Regions from separate parts of the Mus musculus genome. Here region 2 is linked to region 1. A link is a contact called in ENCODE Hi-C or POLR2A ChIA-PET data. All regions are on one chromosome and are shown on one strand. Each heading gives the region's core, a stretch centred on a gene start or an enhancer-like site at or near the end of the contact. The rest is flanking DNA. Distances are from core to core; before and after follow the strand shown. Region 1 holds the start of Efr3b (EFR3 homolog B). Region 2 holds the start of Dnajc27 (DnaJ heat shock protein family (Hsp40) member C27).

Region 1 (2,694 bases), core at 55-2,554:
GGGGGCTCACCAACTGCTGACTCTTTTCAGCATGCTCTCTGTGCTAACAAACTTTGTGACTCATGGTCTGTTCGCAGAGGCAGCCAGCAGCCTTAGAAATGGGTTAAATTGGGAACATGCACTTCTAGATCACTCACTCCTCAGGTGCAGCCCGAGCCCCTACCCTGCAGTAGGAGACGGAGAACAGGGCTCCAATTCTTCTGCTGGCCTCAGAATAACTACCAGAGACCTGGGCTCTAGTAAACTGTGTCCACAGGAATACACGCACACATGTACCCTTGGTAGAGAGCCGATTCCTAGACTAGTCCACTCTTATGATCTGCAAAGTGGGACCCCAGGAGCGCTTTCCTCATCCACGCTGCCTGTAGAACCCGAGAAATTCTTGACAAATGAGCAAGCAGAGCCTTGAACCGTGAGGGTCTTGGAGCTGCCACACATTCGTGGGGGCGGTGGCTGCGTAATTGGGAGAAACCCTCGAAGCAGCATCTCTCCCCATCAGCCCTCCATAGGGCCAATCTGGAAGTTGGGAAGCCTGAATACCATTAGCAGCAGTGTTAGGTAGAGGCCAAGTCCACCCAGCTCAGAGAGATGAACCTCCAGCGCCGGCTCGCTCGCCAGCTCCTGCACTGCCGGCGCCGCCTCCCACATCCAAGGAGCCTGGCAGCAGACTGGCAGTGAGCAGCTCTCCCCTACCCTGGACCACTTTCGCGCATCAAACTCCCAAGCACAAGCCTCTTTGTTAATTCTGCAAATACTGTCACCCGATCACCTCCACCAACACTGTCGGCTCAGCTCCGAAGATACTCGCTTTTTCCAAAGCCGGGTGCCTCTCAGCCATCAGAGTCCCTACCTGGCGACGGACCACCGCCCCTAGCGCCTGCACACGCCTGCCCGAGGGATCTCAGGGGACCAGAGAGTCCCCCGGCCTAAGGCATCTTTGTCCTCTCGGCACAGACGTACGCACAGGCGACTGAACCAGCCTAGCCTGGCACCAAGTCGGCATTCTCGCTTTTGCGACGGGGGCCACTCCGGGGGACAAAGGTCCGTGTCTGGAAGTTTGCGGGCCCGAGCCGGGGCGCCAAGCCCTCCTTACCGTACATCTCCGCGGGGAGCGCGCCTCTGGGGAGGCCGGCGTAGCCGCGTCGCTGGCTGCTAGTCCTGGCCGCTCCTGCCTTTCATTCACAGCCCGGCGGGCTCAGGCGGCTGCGGGCGGAGACCGGGGCGCGGCGGGAGCAGCCGATGGGGGGCCGGCGGCGGGCGGGACAGAGCGGGACGCCACCCGCCCATTCAGCGACGAGGTTGGCTGCCGCCTCCTGCTCTGGTCCGCAAGCTAGGCGGCGCGCAGGGGGCGGAGCTGTGTTCTGCCACGCCCCGCCCCCTTGGCCACTGGCGGGCTGCCTCAAGAGCCCCGCCTCCATCCCGGACCCTCTCCTTTCCTCAGTATGGGGCGAGCCTTTTTACCTACCTGACGCCCCAGGAAGCCCAGGTTCTTCGTTCACTCAGTAGATCATCCATCCGAATTCCAGCTCCTGGCTCAGCTCTTACGCGGGTCGCTGACGTGTCCTTCAAACTGATGACACACACACACACACACACACACACACACACACACACACACACACACACACACACACACACCCCACACCAGGTCAGCCGGGCGCTGGAAGCTGCAGGTGTGCTCTATTCAGTCTGCTCAAACGAACCGGCTTAGGGAACCTAAGGAGCAGAAATTGAGGCATAACCCTATTCTTTCTGCGGGCCCCAAACTCTGTTTGCTACCTGGGTCAGGTATTCAGGAAATACAGCACACTCCCAACCTCCAAGGCTGCAGGAAGTCCGCTTGGTTTTTCCTCTCCAGATTTGTGTAATCTGCAAGCTTTGCAGCCAGCATCCCCTCCACAAAGGGACTTAAACCCCAGGCCAACGCCCCAGCCCTGGATATCTCTGCCTTCTGTTTCTCTGGCTTTTCTATTTCTATTTCTTAATTTCTCCTCTTGCCTCTTGCTGGAGGCTTTCTGTTTTCTTCCCGACCGTAAAAATTAGAGAAGGGCCTGAATGCAATGACCTTCGTTTTGTTTGTTTGTTTGTTTGTTTGTTTTGTTTTGTTTCGTCTTGTTTTTTGAGACAGGGTTTCTCTGTCGGCGCCTCTTTGAGCCTTGCTTCGTGTTGAGAAATTTCATGAACCTACAGTACATAGTGGGCACCACATATTGTTTTCTTTTTCTTTTTTTCTCCCCCAAAGCAAAGATCAAACCAGAGAGATCCAGTCCTTGGATTTGGAGACGGTGCTCAAGACAGTGCTCACTGCACCCCAAACCAGCATTTTCTATTTTTCTTTGGCTTCATTTCCCCAGACACATCCACCAACCCACCTGCACCTCTCCTAATCTGATGCTTCCTGTTGCCTTGATAAACAGAATGACCAAAAAAACACTTGGTTAAGAAAGGGTTTATGTCATATTAAACTTTACAGTCCATCACTGGGGGAAGTTGTCCTGGTTTGAACGGATTGTAGTGGAATATGAAGAGTCCCTGTAGGCTCTTATATTTGAATGCTGGTCCCTCATTGGTAGAACTGTTTGGGGGAGGATTAGGAAGTGTGTTCTTGTTGGGGGTGTGTGTGTCAATGGTCAATGGAGATGGCCTTCGAAGTTTCAAAAGCCCACACTAGTCCAGCGCTCTCTCTCTCTCTCT
Region 2 (2,694 bases), core at 97-2,596, 44 kb after region 1:
AGAAGTTATCGTAAAATTTATGATTCTACCTTATCTACCTTATCTTGTCAGGTAAGGGGAAAGGGAACAAGATTCTGGGTTAAGCCTGGATGTTGGCAGCTGTGAGAATCCCACACCATCACAGAGCTGGACAAACCTTAAGAACTATCCAGCCAGTCTTCCTCCTGAGGATGGGGGCCATTAGACTGATGCCAGAGAGGGAAAATTAACACACACACACACACACACACACACACTGCCTCTGCTCCAAAAGGCAACTCTGGTTTTCAACCAGGAAAGAGTCTTGTTCAAGGTCCTTTTCCAGAACCAGGGTCAGACTCCCAATTCTCATCTGATGCTACCTTCTTCGATGAAGCCTTTGCAGGCTGTCTGCAGATTGAAGCAACCGTCCATTAAGAATAATCAGGGGAGGGGTGATTATGTACTAAACAGATACTTTTTTGTGTGTGATTATTCCCTAAAGGACAACAATATAGACTAACAACTATTTACATAAGAATGATATTTACATTGTAATAGCATTTACTTTGTATTGAGTAGTTATGCTGGCTTTCTTGGGTTTTGGGTAGAAGCCAAGAAACTCACTTCTGTAAGAAAGCAGGCTGAACGGAGCCATGAGGAGCAAGCCACTAGGCAGCACTCCTCCACAGCCTCTGCATCAGCTCCTGCCCCCAGCTTCCTTTCCTATCTCTCCTGTCCAAATTTTTTTTGATGTGTAAGCCAAGTTAAACCCTTTTCTCCCCAAGTTGCCTTGGTTATGGTGTTTCTTCACAGCAACAGTAACCCTAAGACAGTGGGGCAGATAATGTGAGATGACACAAGTAGGCTGAGGATGTGCATAAGTTACATAAAGCTTTCTACACATGTACAATTTATACATAAAGGTTTTTATATATTTATTTTGAAACAGGATTGCACAATATAGCTCCACCTGGCCTTGAACTCATAGAGATCCGCCTGCCTCTGCCTCCTGAGTGCCAGAATTAAAGCGTGCGTTTGCTCGGATACCATCTTTAGGTGACTGGGACATCCGCAGAATCCACTGTGATCCTGGGCTCAGTCCTCTGCAGAAACTGTAGTCTGCAGTCACTGTACTGACGGAGAGGAGGATGGCAGCAGAGGCACCCATCGGTGAAGATTCCAGGAAAAAAAAAGCCTTTGGCATGACTGGGCCTTACACTAAATGTCAAAAACTCCCCGTGACAGCCGCTCTATTTCTGCCACCATGTACAGACCAATCTTGATGCCAGGCAAAGAAACCCCAATCGCCTGCAACCGGGCCGCACTGGCCCAACAGGACCCCAAGACCCAGTCCTCCCGGGCCCCGCAATGACGTCACGGCGCGCAGTCATCGCGAGACTCCGCTCGCCCTCCGCGGCTCGCCGCTTCCCAACCGCCCTCGTCCGTCCGCGGCCAGGCAGCGGTGGGGATGGCGAGCCGCGGAGCCAGGGTGGTGACGAGCACAGCGGCTCCGTCATTGGGCGAGGAGGCCTGAGGGACTCCAGGCTGGCTGGGTGCGTAAGGACACCACAACCCGCGGCCCCGGCAGAGCGAGGGCGATGGAGACCAACGTGCCGAAGAGGAAGGAGCCCGCCAAGTCCCTCCGCATCAAAGTCATCTCCATGGGCAACGCCGAAGTGGGGAAAGTGAGTACCGCGTGCTGCGAGGGCAGGACCTCCGCGTGCTGTGAGAGCGACATTCCCATTGGCTAGGAGAGCCGCCACTCAAAAGCTTGAAGCTCCGCCTCCTCTCTGCTTAGTTTAGCATCCTGAGCTCACTGGGGCTTGCGGCCTCCAGAGGAAAACTATCTTGACCTTTTTGACCTTTGGGCTGCTGGCTCTTTACTGACGTCACTGTCCCTAAAAGGTGTCAGGGTGGCCTCTGATCTTTGATTGTAATTTGAAGGTAGTAATTAGATTCCGATGTCGAATGATCAGTTTACATACCAAATCTGTTTTTCCCCTGAGAGGGGACGAGGTCCTGCGGGTTGGGGAGAGTGGTTGCCAGCCTTGCTGTTTAAAGAGATGCCAGGGAGGTGTTAGATTCTAAAAAATGTAGCCCTGAACAGCCTGGAGTCTATGTTCCCACCACCAGAGCACAACAACCTAGTGTGTTTCAGGGGACATGCACTGACAGCCCTAGATCTTGTGTTTTTAATTTTTTGTATTGTCACGTCCATTTTTCTCGGAGGAGTCTTTTTTTTTAAAAAAATACCATCTTTCTGAGTGTATCATTTCTGTATCATTTGCTGCTTATTAGCTACTAAACTTCCTCTCATCTGGGAAGGGAGGCCTTTCCTAAATGAATTTAGATGCCAGTTACTCGTTTTCTTCCCTTAACGTTGGGAAACTGTTGGTTAAGAATTCCCAAGGTCGACAGACAGGGAAGGCATCCGAAGTGGAGTCTTCACTAAACCAAACGCAGAAGACCTCTAATGGGAGCGTTTGCATACTACTATGTAAGCCAGTGCTCTGTGCTAGAAGATGCTCAGGAAGTGTTTATTGCTGTTATACAATTTAGCGTGCTCCCGTTCTACATATGGACCTTCATGTATGTGTTAACAAAACAGTTGCTGAAGATTAACATTTATTGACTATTGACTATTTTCCAGCTCTGTTTTACAAAGGCAGGAGAGTTGGGAATATTGTGAGTTGGTGCAGTGTGAGTGTGAATAGCAGTTCTGTTCCCAGGAGT

Evidence for each region. A loop is a pair of places that touch in the nucleus more often than their neighbours do. ChIA-PET counts read pairs that join two places held with the same protein, here RNA polymerase II (POLR2A).
Region 2: a loop to region 1 is called in a map of left cerebral cortex, with 4 times the contacts of the local background. The contact joins the promoter of Dnajc27 here to the promoter of Efr3b in region 1. A Hi-C loop is called at or near these places in 5 of 37 maps with a recorded cell type or tissue (gastrocnemius, heart and left cerebral cortex). POLR2A ChIA-PET finds 5 or more read pairs at or near these places in 1 of 5 experiments (embryonic stem cell).

The regions. Positions count from the first base shown.
Region 1 is chr12:4,037,611-4,040,304 of GRCm38, forward strand. It overlaps Efr3b (EFR3 homolog B), which reads right to left and starts at 1,305. Exons shown (of 23, transcript NM_001082483.1): 1 at 1,094-1,305. The coding sequence starts at 1,100.
Region 2 is chr12:4,081,228-4,083,921 of GRCm38, forward strand. Dnajc27 (DnaJ heat shock protein family (Hsp40) member C27) reads left to right here and starts at 1,347. Exons shown (of 7, transcript NM_153082.4): 1 at 1,347-1,646. The coding sequence starts at 1,560.